2 separate regions of the Homo sapiens genome follow, and region 2 is linked to region 1. A link is an interaction called in ENCODE POLR2A ChIA-PET data of the cell type or tissue named here. Cell type or tissue: IMR-90. All regions are shown on one strand.

Region 1 (8,000 bases):
CAAAATATCACCCTTATTTCTAATGAAGGCAGAATCGGAAGGCATAGCTTGCAGCAAGAGACGAAGTGGGCTTGTGGAATCTGTTCTTTGTTAGACTGTTGAGAAGTGGGATAAACCCACCTAAAGGAAAGCTTAGCCCTGTGGGGCCAGACAGCTCACCAGTCCCCACCTAACACTGGCCTTGGCCAGAGGAATGAAGACAGGGAGCAACTTGTCCAAGCAGAGGACCTTTGACCATCTCCACCCAATGTGTGTGACCTACCAACTGAGGTAAAGCTGGCCCCTGCTCTGGGAAGAAGGAAGGGAAGGGAAAAGAAGCCAGGAGGATTTTGGAAAATCCCACAAAGCAGAGGCAAGAGAAGAGGTTCTTGCTCCCCTGTGCAGTGTGAAGGTCCCAGTACTCAGTTCACCAGGCCTCTATTGCACGTTATGTTAGTTTCCAAACAACATTGAAGCTAAACATCTTTGTAATTAATCTTTGTGTACATTTGTGAAAATTTCCTTAAGATAAATCCCTACAAGTAGAATTTCTGAGCCAAATGATATTAACAGGTTTAAAACTTTTGACTCACTTGGCCATATTTCCCTCTACAAAGTTTTATCAGTTTATATTGCCACAAGTAGTACAGTGTATGAGAACATGTTTTCTTAACACATACCCACTCTGCCTATTCAGTCCTTCCTTTTTGATCTTTGTGAATTTGATGGGCAAAACATCTGTGCCACAGTGTTATTTCAATTTTGAGCAGTCTTAATGGAGGAGTTGTTTTGGGGAACCAAGGTATAGAACATGTGAAAGAAACTATCTGAAGAGACTGAGCAATGTCTTCAAAGGCCTGTAGCCCTGCAGCTGCCCCTAGTACTTTCACTTTTGTGAATAATTTTATTTTCCAACCATGGAAGCATCATCGTGAGGTTGAAAGAGGATCATTCTTGGAAAATACAATTACTTAACAGTTATGTGACCTGGGACAAGTTGAGCCTAAATGTCCTCATCATAAAATGGAACTAAGTAACCCTCATAAGAATGACGTAGTGTATGGACACTGTTTGGCCCAGAGTGGGCAGTGAAAAAATTGTGGCCATTCTGGAATAATCTTATAGTCTCTATGGTGGGGAGATCTGAAAGCCGTTTTCTTTCCCCTTCCCATTTTGTGTATGTATCTGCCTCCACTGATCTGCACAGGGAAGGGAAGTGGTTGGTAACTCTCTGGGCACTCAGGATCTCTACACTTGGTAGTTGCCCAGCAGCCCATCACTGTGTCTTTCACCCCTAGGGCTCACAGTGACATTTTCTGGCCCCATCAGGGTGTGCTGCACACCTGTGTGGAGTCTTTGCCAGGTGAGCTCTCCCCATCCCATCCCTGCCTTCATCAATAAAAGGCTGAGTCAGGGAAAGGGAGTACCCAGCTCTCCTCCCCACCTGTTTGTTTGACTTTGGTTCCCACCTACAACTCGCCCTTGTCTTTAAACACCATAGAAAAGGTCTTGAATTCCCCCTCCAGTGGCCCACGGGTGTCCTGTACTGGCAGCACACACAACACTTCCAGACAGGAGAAGATCTGGCAGTTGTGAATTTTTCTTTTTCATCTTTTCTTTTCCCAGACTTGCTGCTGCTGCCACCACTAGCACTGATGCCAATACAACCACCTCTGCTGTCACCCTCAATGCACTGGCCCACCCTATAAGGCCCCTATCATCTGGCTGCCACAGGCATCCTCTTACCACTACAGTCAAGCTGCAGTCTCTGTCACCACCACCAACTGCAGCAAGGTGAGCCGCAGAGCCATGCCATCTGCAGGCTCCAGCCTCCAGTGTACCACATGTGGCTCCTCCTTCTCCTCTAGCCAGGCATGGAGCAGCTGGGCAGGCAAAGCCAGAAAAACCTAGAACAGGATGGAGGAGGTGGTAGAGTTAGAGCCTCACCTTGTCATGCCCGCCACTGGCCAGTTTCAGTGAAGGCACTCGCACCCTCCCTCCAAAGTCCAGCCTCTCCTTTTGGTCTAAGCGGCCAGGAACTGGGGCCTGGGGTGGGGACTGGAGACATGGCAGTGCCCGGCTCCCCACTCCACAGGAACCCCGGGGGACAGGGGATACCTTCCTCGGAGGGTGGGAGCAGCAGAAACTGAGACCCAGCCAACCCTCTCCACCCAAGTGCCCGTTCCCAATGCCTCAGCCTACAGGGCCCTCTCTCCCCATGGTATCTGCTACTCCGTGCCCAGGGGTCCCAGGTGGTCTCCACAACACAGAGTGAGAGGGCTCAGGCCAGGGAACCACGGTGGTGTGGGGGCCCTGCTGTGTTCAGGATTCCTGAGGAAATGCTGTGCGCCTGCGGAGCTCCACCAGGAGCAGGACGTTGTCGCCCTCTAGAGTCTGGAGTCCAGGAAGAGGAGAACAGCCCCTTCTTTGGAGGCCACCACTATTCGCTGCCACCTCTGCTGCCCACAGCCACCAGCAGTGCAGCCCCTGATAGGGCCCCCGACCCATCCCTGCCACAGGCATTCCAGCACATCGTAGGGCTTCAAACCGTGCCCTCCCTGGCACAGGCAGTGCAGTCCCAGATAGCACCCCCAACTTGCTACCCTCCATGGCCCCGTATAGTGCCCCCAGCCAGCCCTGAGCTGCCTGATAACGAATGCCCCACACCCCTGTCAGTGCCCCCAAACTGCCCCCCCCCACCCCCGCCAGTATTCTAGCCTCGGATAGCTCACCCAACCCAACCCATCACCCTGCCGCCAGCAGTCCACAATAGCGGACATAACCCGCCTCCTGGCTCGGGCAGTGTAGCCTCTGGCAGTGTAACCACCCCCCGCCACCGCCATACCGCAGCTGGCCCCACCGCCTGCAATGCAAACCCGGATAGCACCCCAAACCAGCCCCCCTTACCATGCACAGTGCAGCCATGGGCAGTGCAGCCCTAACAGCACACCCAACCGCAGTCTGCGGTTGCCCCAGAGAGCATACCTACCCTGCAGCAACTTTTCTACCACTCTGGCCGATCTGCAGTTTCCATCACCACCACCTACCACAGTGAGGCGAGCAGCACTGGTGCAGGCTTCAGCCTCCAGAGTGTGGCAGATGGCTCCCTCTTCGTGTTCTCTAAGCCCGGCACAGAGAATGTAGTCCCACAGGCACAGAAGAGCCTGGAATGGCTTGAGGCCTCCTCAGCATACCTTATATACTGAGGTTATGGGAATGTGGTTCCTGGTCTCCAAATTTGGATTGGATGAGAGTAAACCTCTAGACCTACTCTGATTGGACTTTATTTTCATGATCTAATTGGTTGTCCTCAGGCTTGCTCTCATCCAATCAGAACATGTAGTCCAGAAACCTCATTTGCATAACATCTGTATATAAATGATGCTGAAATCAGCCCATTTAAGGCTCTTCTGTGTCTTCCTGACCAGCTGCTCTGTTCCCAGCTTAGAGGACCAGAGGGAGAAGCCACCTGCTACACGCTGGATGCTGCAGCCTGTGCCACTGTGGCTCACATCGCTGTGGTTGGTGGCAGCAACGGAGACTGCAGCCAGCTGGAGTGGTAGGAGGAAGGAAATAGTTTTGGGGTAGATGGAGGAGTAAAGAGGGTGGTGAGTGCCAAAGGGAAAAGTGGATGGCGGGGCGAGCAGAAGAAGGAGTTGCAAAAAGATGGTGGGGAAAAGATGGTGGAAAAAAGTGGGTAGATGGAGGCGGAAAAACAGGGAGACAAACAGGAGGGGGAGAAGGTTTGCAAAGATGGTGGGGAAAAACACTGTGGGAAGAAAAGAAAGGCAGTGGGGAAAAACATTGTGGGTAGATGGAGGGCAAGAAAGAGGGTGGCAAGTGGGAGGAGAAGAGAGGGTGCTGAGAGGGAGGGGGAAGAGAGGGTGGTGAGCAGGAGGGAGAGAAGGTTTTGCAAAAAGATGATATGGAGAAAAGACAGTGGGGAGAAAAGTTTTTGGGTAGATAGAGGGGGAAAAGAGGATGGCAAGCAGGAGAAGAAAAAAGAGGTTGGCAAGCTGGAGGGAGACAAGGTTTTGCAAAAAGATGGTGGGCAGGAAAAGAAAGACCGTGGAGAAAGAAAAGATGGTGAGGAAAAAGTTTTTGGGCAGATGGACAGGGAAAAGAGGGTGACAAGCAGGTTAGGGGAAAGAAGATGGCGAGTGGGAAGTCAGGGTTGGGGGGAGGCTTTGTAAAAAGATGGGAAAAATTGGGTGGGTAGATGGAGAGGAAAAGAGGATGGTGAGCAGGAGTTGGGAGAAGGCTTTGCAAAAAGACAGTGGGGAAATGTTTTTGAATAGATGGAGAAGGGAAAGAGGGTGGCAAGGAGAGGGGGAAAGACGTGGGGAAAACAGTGTTTGGGAAGATGGAGGGGGAAAAGAGGGTGGTGAGAAGCAGGAGTCGGGAGAAGGCTTTGGGAAAAGATGGGGGAAATGTTTTTGGGTAGATGGAGGAGCAAAAGAGGGTGATGAGAGCAGGAGAGAGAAAAACAAGGTTGCCCAGAAGAGTGGGAAATGATGGTGGGGAAAAACGTGGGGAAAAGTTTTTGGGTAGATGGATGGGGAAAAAGTATGGTGAATGGGGGAGTAGAGAAGGCTTTGCAAAAAGACGGTGGGGAAAAAGTTTTGGGGTACATGAAGAAAAAGGCTGATGACAAGGAGAGAACTGAAGGCTGTCAGAAAAAGAAAGTGGGGAAATAATGGTGGGGGACAAAGGTTTTGGGTAGATCTTTTTCTGATTTTTAAATCGGGTTATATGTATTTTTGCTTTTGAGTAGTTTGTGTTCTTTATCTATTGTGTGTATTAACCCCTTGCCTGATGCATAGCTTGCAAATACTTTCTTCCATTCTCTAGATTGTTTCTTCATTCTACTGATTGCTTCCTCTGCTTTGCAGAAGCTTCTAAGTTTAATGCAATTCCATTTGTCTATTTTTGCTTTTGTTGCTTGTGCTTTTGATGTCTATTTAAAAATTCCTTGTCCTAATCAATTTCATGAAGCATTTATCTTATTTTTTATTTTCTAGTAGTCTCATAGTTTCAGGGCCTACACTGAAATTATCTTTATTTTGAGTTGATTTTTGTATATGGTAAGATAACAGTCTAGATTGATTCTTGTACATGTGGGTGTTGGGTTTTCCTAGCACAGTTTATTGAAGAGATTGTCCTTCCCAAATGTGTGTTCCTGGTGCCTTTGTTAAAAATGAGTTGACTGTAAATGTGTGAATTTATTTTTGAGTTCTCTATTCTGTTGTCTGTCTGTCATTTGTCTATGTCTGTCTGTTGCTCCCTCACTCTTTTTTTTTTTTTTTTTTTTTTTTTTTTTTTTTGCAGTACCATGCTGTTTTGGTTACTATACATTTGTAGTATATTTTGAAATCAGGTAGTGTGATGCCTCCAGCTTTTTTCTTTTTATTCAAGATTCTTTTATCTCTCTGAGGTATGTTGCATTTCTGTGTGAATTTTAGGTTTTTTTTCTATTTCTGTGAAGAATGTCTTTTGTAATTTAACATGGGTTGCATTGATCCTGTAGATCACACTGGGTGATATAGGTATTTTAACAATATTCTTCTAGTGCATGAACATGGGATATCTTTCCATTTACTTGTGTCTGCTTTAATATCTTTCATCTATGTTTTATGGTTTTCATTGTGGGATCTTTCACCTTTTTGGTTGTTTGTCCCTAGGTATCATTTTTTTGTAATGAAATAGCTTTCTTGATTTCTTTCATAGGTATTTCACTGTTGGTGCATGGGTGTGCTACTCATTTTTGTATGTTGATATTGTATCTTGCAACTTTACTAAATTTATCTAGTAGGTTTTTTGGTGGAATTTTTAGGGTTCTTTATATATGATCATATCAGCTGCAAACAGAGACAATTTGACTTCCTTTTCTTCCAATTTGGATGCCTTTTATTGCATTTTCCTGTCTAATTGCTGTAGCTAGGACTTCCAGTACTATGATGAATAAAAGTGGCAAAAGTAACCACACTTATTCCGGATCTTAGAGGAAGAGCTTTTAACCTTTCTGCATTGATCATGATGTTAGCTGTGGGTTTATCATATATGGCCTTTATTATGCTGAGATATGTTCCTTCTTGCACATTTTGTTGAGTTTTTATCATAAAGGTATGTTGAATTTTATTGTTTTCATCATCTACTGAAATGATTGTATGTGTTTTTTTTTAAATGGAGTCTCACTTTGTTGCCCAGGCTGGAGTGCAGTGGTGCTATCTTAGCTCATTGCAGCCTCCACCCCCAACCCCACCCCCTCAGGTTCAAGCGATTCTCCTTCCTCAGCCTCCCAAGTAGCTGGGATTACACCGCCATCATGGTGGCCTGGCTTCTTTTTGTGTTTTGGGGATGCAGGGTTTCACCATGTTGGCCAGGCTGGTTTCAAACTCCTGATGTCCAGTGATCCATCCACCTCAGCCTCCCAAAGTGCTGGGATTACAGGTGTGAGCCACCATGCCTGGCCTTCTTTTTTTTTTTTTTTTTTTTTTTTTTTTAAGACAAGGTCTTCCTCTGTAACCTAAACTGGAATAAAGTGGTGAAATCATACCTCACTGAAGCCTCGAATTCCTTGGCTCAACTTTTCCTCCCATCTCAGCCTTCTGAGTAGATAGAACTACATTTGTGAGTCATCAAACCTGGCTAATATTTTATTTTTTTGTTAGAGACAGGTCTTGCTATATTGTCCAGGCTGGTCTCGAACTCCTGGGCCCAAGCAATCCTTCTAGCTCAGCCTCCAAGGTGCCTGGGATTTCAGGCCTAAGCCACCACACCTGACTAGATTTGTTTCACTTTGACGTCTTTGCTAAGTCTATGGCTATAAATAAAATGACTATTCAATTATGACTAATGAGAGGCATGGGGAAAGCCAAGCCAGAGGGGGACTATCAAATTTTGTTTTTTCTATATATATTCAAATTATGATGGTATACATACATTGGAGTATATTTATGCTTTCCTGTAACAGTCTTGTAGGACCCTAAATGACCTGAATTTATCTTCGTAGATTGATTGGGAAAGGAGGAATTATTGAGAGACAGGAAATTGTGAAACAAGAAATTATTCTAATTCTAGCACTAAGATACCCAGAATGGCTTCTCATTACTAAGAATGGTAGAAAAACTCACCCATATTCCCTTCAGTCGAAATGATGCAGTTTTATTGGCATAATCACTACTAAACATCAATAGGTTTTGTAACTTTGGATTTGGCACTATTTTTCCATTCAGTGAGCATTTATTGACTGCTGTGCACCAGGAAAAGTCAGAGCTCTGCCTTTGCTGTGGATGAATGAAAATAACCTCTTTCATGTCTGCACTGTCTGTTAATGTGTATGAATATATGTGTCTGTGTGTGTGTTTCTGTCTTTTTACATGAAAGGGACTGGCAGCTTTAGACCTATTGCTGTTGTGAATCTTCATGAACCTATATTTTGCCTCTCTGCAGTGGACCCATCATTACTAATTTCATCCTTTTGCAACAACTGTTTGCATTTAGATAATTGTCAGCACTTAGCTACCAAGGTTACAGAAAATGTCAAGATTCAGAAGAAGATATACAAATTTTTTTTGTAAGGCCATGAATTAAAGCAGTAACACTTGTCTAGACCATTAAACAAGGAGATACATTTGTATGTAGAAAGTGACTGCCCTTGTGTCATTAGAGTCTCATGAACCTGTGACTATTACATTCATAAAAAAGTGCACTGTCTTAATTCAGTTGGTAGTTCTCATCATGTTTCAGGGATTTTAGTTGTGATGATTGAAATAGTTGCCTTTGGGTAGTTTGTATTCCTGTTTCATCAGAGATTGGCTGAGACTTGTCTTTTCTGTTTACATTTCTCTTGGACTTGTTTCATCTGCTCTTGTTTGCCATGGAAACCTGTCTGTAAATCATATATATACATATATATACACAAATACATGCATATACATATATACACACATGTATATACGTATACACACATATGTATATAGATATATACACATACACACATATGTATATAGATATATACA
Region 2 (8,000 bases), 140 kb before region 1:
CGCACAGGTAATGGATGAGAAAAGAAAGGAAAAATATCATAGGTTGGGTTTGGGGTTAGAAGAGTGGAACAAAGTGAAGATTTCTAAATCCTTGTTAAATTCATCACCTTTCAAGTAAAGACTTAAATGTGTGGCTTGACACAAAATGAAATATAGAAGGGGCTTTCCTTGATTCGAGCCTTTTTTTCAAGTTAACCTCAGGGAGTCTTTTGCTTTTATGTTAAATACCTCAGATTTATTTCAAGTTTTTAATGTTCATCTAAAGAAAAGAACCTGTTTAGAAGCAGGAGGAGAAATTAACATGTTTTAAAAGTGCCAAAGGTTGATCCTGGAAAATACCGTAGTAGTATAAGTGACTGTCAGCAAGTCTTAAAGAGCAGCTCATTTTTCCTTTTTAAAGCTTTATTGTAAGATTCTTCATGGAAGAGTAACATTACGTCTTTCAGATACAAAAATAAATTATTTTATTTGAAATTAAATTTTATTTTTGATTAGGCAATACATTCACATGGCTCAAAAAATCAACAATGTTAAGAAGTATTAATTGAGAATACTCATCTCTACCTCTGCCCCAGAAGTCACCACTTTTAAGTTGTTTAATGTATCCTTCCAGTGTTTGGATTTTGTTTTTGATGCTTTGGAAACACTATTTCTTTTCTGTGAGTAATGAGTTTCAGTATTTCATTTATTTTGGTGCTATTTTTGTTTGTTTGTTTGTTTATTGTTTTTTTTTCTTTTTTTTTGAGACAGAATCTTCCTCTGTTGCCCAGGCTGGAGTGCAGTGACGTGATCTCAGCTCGCTGCAACCTCTGCCTCCTGGGTTCAAGTGATTCTCCTGCCTCAGCCTCCCGAGTAGCAGGGATTACAGGCATGCACCACCACACCCAGCTAATTTTTGTATTTTTAGTAGAGACAGAGTTTCACCGTTTTGGCCAGGCTGATCTCAGATTCCTAGCCTCAAGTGATCCGCCTGCCTCAGCCTCCCAAAGTGCTGGGATTACAGGCATGAGCCACCACACCCTGCCAATTTTGGTGCTATTTTTAAATTAGGATATCACTGGGAAAGGGAATTCAGTATTGTCTATTCCTTGCTAAGATATATTCTTAAAATCTCAAGCGCATTCACATAATGAAATACAGATGTTTTGTGTTTTAAACTATTCAAAAAATGGGCTCTCACAGAAGGACTTTTTTTTTGATGTGAGAAATCTCATGCTTTGTTAGTATAGGATTAGTGATCTTGGTAGTTTTAAATTTTTAAAAATTAACCTTTATTATGAAAACTTTCAAAATAAACAAATAGGAAATGGATGGCTCAGTCAAAAGAAAAAGAACAAAGAAAAAATTGTTTAAGAAAAAAATGAATTAAACAAACAGAAGTAGAGCAATATAAGTAACCTCTGCATATTGATCTCCCAGATTCTACAAAAAAAAAAAAAAAAAAAATTAGCCTGGCTAATTTTTTGTATTTTTAGTAGAGACGAGGTTTCACCGTGTTAGCCAGGATGATCTCGATCTGCTGAACTTGTGATCCGCCCACCTCGGCCTCCCAAAGTGCTGGGATTACAGGCGTGAGCCACCGCGCCTGGCCAATTACCAAGATTTTTCTATGTTTGCTTCATTTGTCTCTTTTTTCAGTTTTCTTCTTTCTTTGCTCTTCTTTTCCTTCTTCCTTCCCTCCCTGCTTTCCTTCCTTTCTCTTTTCTCATTACTAATGTACAGTCATGTGCCACTTAATGACAGGGATACATTCTGAGAAATGCATCGTGGGCTGGGCACAGTGGCTCATGCCTGTAATCCCAGCACTTTGGGAGGCTGAGGCGGGTGGATCACGAGGTCAGGAGTTCAAGACCAGCCTGGCCAACATAGTGAAACCCTGTCTCTACTAAAAATACAACAACAAAAAATTAGCCGGGCATGGCGGCAAGTGCCTGTAGTCCCAGCTACTTGGGAGGCTGAGGCAGGAGAATTGCTTGAACCCGGGAGGTGGAGGTTGCAGTAAGCAGAGATAATGACACTGCACTCCAGTTTGGGCAACAGAGTGAGACTTTGTCTCAGAAAAAAAAAAAAAAGCATCGTTAGGCACTTTTGTCATTGTATGATCTTAGAGTGCACTTACACAAACCTAAGGGTATAGCCTACACACACGCCTATGCTCTCTGGTATAGCCTGTCGCTCCTAGGCTACAAACCTGCACAGAATGTTACCATACTGAAAACTGTAGGCAGCTGCAACACATGATAAGTATATATGCATCTAAACATGGAAAAGGTATGGTGAAAATAGGTATAAAAGATAAAAAATGGTATACCTGTATAGGGCTCTTACCACAAATGGAGCTTGCAGGACTGGAAGTTGCTCTGGGTGAGTCTGTGAGTGAGTGGTGGTGAGTGTGAAGGCCTAGGACATTACCGTACACCATTATTGACTTTATAGACACTGTACACTTAGGCTACACTAAATTTATAGAAAGATATGGTTCTTTCTTCAATAATAAATTAACTTTTGCTTCCTGTAACTTTTTTTACCTTATAAACTTTTTAGTTTTTAAAAACTTTTTGATACTTTTGTAATAATATTTAGCTTGAAACACAAGCACATTGTATAGATGAACAACAATATTTTCTCTTTTTTTAATCCTTACTCTATAAACTTTTTTCTATTAAAAATTTTTTTTGTACTTTTTAAATTTTTTTGTTATAAACCAAGACACAAACATACACATTAGCCAAGGCTTACACAGGGTCAGAATCATCAACATCACTGTCTTCCACCTCCACATCTTGTCCTACTAGAAGGTCTGCAAGGGAAATAACAGGCATGGAGCTGCCATCCCCTGTGATAACAATGCCTTCTTCTGGAATCCCTCCTGAAGGACCGGCCTGAGGCTGTTTCACAGTTAACTTAGAAGGAGTACACCAAAATAGTGATAGAAAGTATAGTGTAGTTAATACATGAATCAGTAATATGGTCATTTATTAAGTGTTGTGTACTGTACCTAATTGTGTGTGTTAGGCTTTCATATGACTGGCGGCACAGTAGTTTTGTTTACACCAGCATCACCACAAACCTGTGAGTAATGCCTTGTACTCTGACATGACAGCTACAATGTTACTAGGTGATAGAAATTTTTCAGTTCCATTATCATCTCAAGGGACCACCCACTGTAGCATATGTGGTTCATTGCTGACAGAAGTGTTGTTACCTGGCTTGTGATTACTTTAAAGGAAATCCTAGCCCTCATGTCATCTCAGTCTTATACGTTTATTATGTACTTTTGAAAAGGATGAACATCTTCTTACATAACTCTTGTATCATTATTACCTAATAAAAATTTAATAGCAATTTGTTGGCATCATTTAATATCTAGTCTATATTCGTATTTCCTTGGTAGTATCAAATCAGCTTTTTTCCCCGTTAGCTTGTTAGAATTAGGACTCCAACAAAGCCTCCACATTCTCTTGGCTTTTCTGTCTCCTGTCTCTTACTTTAGAGCAATTCCCCATGCCTCATGCTCTTCTTACTCTCTTTTTTGTCATATTATCAGCAACAGTTGTTGAAGAGACCAGGCCATTTGTCCTACAGAATTTCTAACTTTCTGGATTTATCTGTGTGCTTCCTTGTGGCATCATTTCACTAGTTCCTCTCTTCCTATCATTCCTGTAAGCTGGATGTTACATATAATAACTCACTGTTAAACATTTCCCGTTTTTGGCATGGACACCCATAGGTGATGTTGTATACTTTGTGTCACATCACATCAAAAGATGTGAAATAGCTGAGCATGGTGACACATGTCTGTAATCCCAGCGACTTGGAGGCTCAGGTGGGAGGATCACTCGAATCCTGGAGTTCAAGGCTGCAGCAAGTTATGGTCATGCCACTGTACTCCAGCGTGGGCAACAGAGTGAGACTCCATCTCTTAAAAAAAAAAGAAAATTAAAAAAAAGACATGAAATATCAGTTGCCCACAGAGGGTGATGTGAAGATGGACCACTAGGTAGATTGATGCTGACAGGATCTCTGCAGTCTGCGATGAGGGTTTCCCTCTCAGCTAGAAAGGGATCTCTGTGGTGTTCCCAGCAACATGGAAATGTCCAGTTTTTCCTCAGTCATTTACCCAGTGGCTTTAACACCCATTGATAGTCTTCATCTGAGTCAGTCATTCTTTTTAATTACCAATTCTCAAAATAAGGATTTATTGTAATAGTTTTCTGAACTAGTGACAAATGAGTATTATCTGGCTTTCTCTTTGTAAAGCGTCATTATAAACTAATGGAATTCCATTGATTCATTGTGTTTCAGTCTATTACAGTCATTTTGGAGGGATGCCAAATCTGTCATAACTTGGCCAATTGCACTGAAAAGTCAGTCTTTTAGGAGCTTGTTGAGTGAGACTCAAAATACCTGTGTTTATTATTCCCAGTTGAGTTTGAACCACTTGCTGCATCCCTGCAGGACAGAAAAGGGGTGGTGATTTCTCCAGTTCTGGGCCAGTCGTGTCTGCAACCTGGGGAGAGGTCTGAGAATAGGGTCTGTTGCTGGACTCAGTAATTCAAAGAGGCTTGGAAAAGCTCCTTAGGCAAAGCAAATGGCTGTCTGGCCACTTTCCTTTCATCGTTTTCCACAAGGCTCTGGGGGAGAAAATCTCTGCCTATTTCCCTTTTGCTGCTGCCACTTGTTCCTTCTCACTAGGTTTTCATTCCTCCCTGTTCCAGGGCTAACCTGGATCCTCTCTCACGACATTTCCACAACTCCCATTCTGTTCTTCCTAAAGCAAGAGGCAGCACATAGGTGTTATTTTTGGTTATTCTTTCCTACTGTTCAATTTTAGACATGGCTGTTTGATTTCACATTTTGATACAGCTTAAGCTGAATGAGAGACCATTGCAATAGAGGTCTCCTTGCTGTAGTGAGATTTGGCCCCAGCCTCTATGGCGAGAATTCTGTCATCTAGTGGCACATTGGTGTGGTGTCATCTCTCACTGAAGTCAGGCCTACTGGTTTACTTTCCTAATCCCTAGGATGATGATGGAATTGTACTGTCTTTCTTTAGCTTTGATTTCTGTTAACCACAGTTTTCAGTGAACTGTGTTGCTGATCTGCACCATTAATGAAAATTATTTCCTGGTTGCCAGGAAGTTTGACTGGAGCAATTTTCTTGCCACTAGCTTCAGAAGTCAAGACAGAACCAAATTAGCAATGGTGGATTCTTTATAGAACAGGGGGAAAGGTCTTTTCAGTTCTATATAGTTACCTAAAGGGCAAACAGGTTTCCAGTATCATTCAGTTCCTTTACTGCTACCTTCTCTATGTAACCAAATAAAACAGTAGCTCTCCCTGTGGTTTTCAAGGCAGCATTTCAAAATGTCACCCAGCTATAACATGAGAATTATACTTAGTCATTCCTGATGCCAAAAATACAGTTTCATTTGCTTTTGATAAAGTTAAAAATAGTTTCTCTGACAGTACTGTCACGTGCTGTGTCCTTTACAGGTGTCCATTTTTTCCTCGCCCACACGTGCCCTCCGGCAGGCCATCTTGTTCATTCTGTAACAAGCCTCTGTGGGCATTTGCCATTTGGTGCACATGTTCTCTGTCACATTTGCTCTCACTCACTGAATAGAATAAGGTGAGACTGAAGCTGTGTTTACCTGTGTTTCAACCTGGATTCTCTGACTGTACTTGATTGTGTTTTATATTTTCACTAAGTTTGAGGCCATGGTGTTTGGACGTAATATCCAAGTTCTTTCTTTACCTTAATTCCAGGTGCGTCAGAGGTTGAAATATAAGTCTGACTCATAGAGTGTGCTTCATAAATACAGTGATCCATTGACTTTTTTAAAATTCAGTTTACAATGATGAATTCTTCAGTTGAAAGTCTCTTCTTGACTGATATTTCTGTGCTCATTTCAATCATAATTAGTGTTGGATGAAGATTAGATGAAGATTTTGATACATTACTAAATTCTATTGTTCTTAATTTAAAAGACCTAATTATACCATTGTATCATGTTGATAGTGGTATGTTCTGGTTCTTTGCTGAAAATCTGTAAACTCATATGTAACGTATTATAAACCAGAATAGCAGAGTGTTTATTGGACTTATTCAGTCACCTGTAGTGGATAACACAATTTTCTTCCACTTTCTTTCTTCAGAGGAATCAAAGGGTTCTAGAGATCCCTTACTTCTGGGTCCAGATCCATGGAATTCTTTACAAAAAATAGTCATAAAATTCTTGTAAAACTGTAGAAGAGTCTGAGGTGGTGACAGGGATGGCACTGAAGCCAAATCCTCAAAATGCATCTAAGCTCTGTCTCTGCTGGTTGTGGCTCTGCTGTGCTGTGAGGTCCTATATGCTGCCCATGGTGCTTTCCCACTGTCTTGGGTCTCTAGATGAGAGAGGAAAATGTTCTTATGTGTAGCATCTATGCAGATAAGGAAGCTGTGGATGGAGATGGTGCAGTTGGTTGTTCACAGGTCGGCCTCAGCCTCGGAGTGCTCTGTGGAGGCAGGCGGAGCCACATGATGAGCCTGGCGTGGAGGGCTGTACTGGGGCCTGTGACCACCCAAACACCCTCTGTGCATGTTTTTTCACTCCGTGTTGAAGACGTGAGCTGAGAGCACAGCAGTCACGCCCTCCTGACTGGCTGGTCATGTGGGACTGCTCCTTGGGGCCCCTCAGATGTGGGTTGGAGCTGCGGGAAACACCCTGTAGCTTTTTGAATCTCTTCCACCCTCTCTGGACCTCTCTCCTTCTGGCTTTTCTTCAGGAAGGAAGTAGCCTGCATTTGGTGAGAGTCACTGAGGGTGTGGAGAGGCATGTAGTCTCGCTCTGGATGGCTGAGGCAGCTGAGTGAGGACTAAGGCACTAGTGCTTGCTTGAGCTTGTCTGCCCCATTTGCTTGAATCCCCTTGGGCCTTTGCTGCCCTCTTTCTTCCCCTTTGAGTGCCCTCCCCCTCTTCTAGGAGCCTCATCTTTCCAGGTGTGCTCCAGATGCTGCCTCTTCTTTGTAGTTCTCTCTGTTCCTCCCATTCCCAGCTTCTCCCCTCTGCCAGGTGTAACTGACCACAGCCTCATCTTTGAGCCAATGCCTTGTTTGCAGTGCTCCTCTGCCCCTGATCATTTGGATTGGTCGTCATTATTGTTACAATGTGTTCATCTTTCCACACTGAGGAGTTGTCATGCAGGCACATGGCAGGTGATTAATGAAAGTTTACTGCATCTACACAGCTTCTTGACACAGTGTTGCATTTCTTTTTAGAGGTAAGGTCAGCTTTGGGGAATAGAAGGGAACTGGAATAGGAGTAGAAGAAGGGAACTGGAATAGAAGTAGAAACCGCTGGGTTTAGTCTTGTCCCTGTCCGTGTCTCTGTCTAACAGCAATAATAGTGGCTATAATTTACAGTGTGCCTGCTTTTCTCCAGGAACCATGCCAGGTTCATTGCATGTGTTTCTGTAATTGTTAATGGAGCCTGGAAAGTATTTCTACTTTACTGGTGAGGAAACTGAAGCTTCAGAAACCTAAGTAACTTGCTCAAAGCATGGAACCAATGAGAAATAGTATTTTCAAACCCAGGGCTCTTTCTTGTATTCCAGATTGCCTTAGACTGTCACAAGCCTCTTTGAGCCTGAGATTCCTCAAGTAAAACGAACAATAATTCTGGTAATAATTCTTGCTCCACCTGTCTCACAGAATCATGTAAGGAATAAGGAGATTCTTGATTCTTGATGTGAAAGTGCTTTGTAAATTGTGAAGCACCAAGACAATATAAGATAATATTATCTCAAACCACTATAGATCTTGCTTCACCAGTTATTCTAACTTTATCACAATCACCATCTCTTCCTTTGTATTAGCTTCAAACCCTTTGCCTGCAGACCTGCTAAGATATCTCTTATCTTACAACACAAATAATTACCCTTCTGTGACAGTTGGAGAGACTGTGGTACTATCTCATTTTTTTCCTGCCGAACTTCCCCCAGTCCTACTCTCTC

The links. Peaks named below come from ENCODE experiments on the same cell type or tissue, not always from the same donor. Only the 100,000 strongest peaks of a DNase experiment are listed, where the experiment ranks them.
Region 2: POLR2A ChIA-PET joins it to region 1 with 10 read pairs; 3 of 35 experiments call an interaction of 5 or more read pairs at or near these places.

Annotation. Positions count from the first base shown.
Region 1 is chr13:23,710,343-23,718,342 of GRCh38, reverse strand. No RefSeq gene overlaps it. Among named protein-coding and RNA genes, the nearest start is that of TNFRSF19, 140 kb to the right of the region's middle. In IMR-90, a CTCF peak has its summit at 2,358 (motif pointing left); no DNase peak of the experiment used is centred here; H3K27ac peaks cover 898 bases.
Region 2 is chr13:23,847,635-23,855,634 of GRCh38, reverse strand. The region is part of intron 10 of MIPEP (mitochondrial intermediate peptidase); the gene reads left to right. Among named protein-coding and RNA genes, the nearest start is that of PCOTH, 37 kb to the left of the region's middle. In IMR-90, no CTCF peak of the experiment used is centred here; no DNase peak of the experiment used is centred here.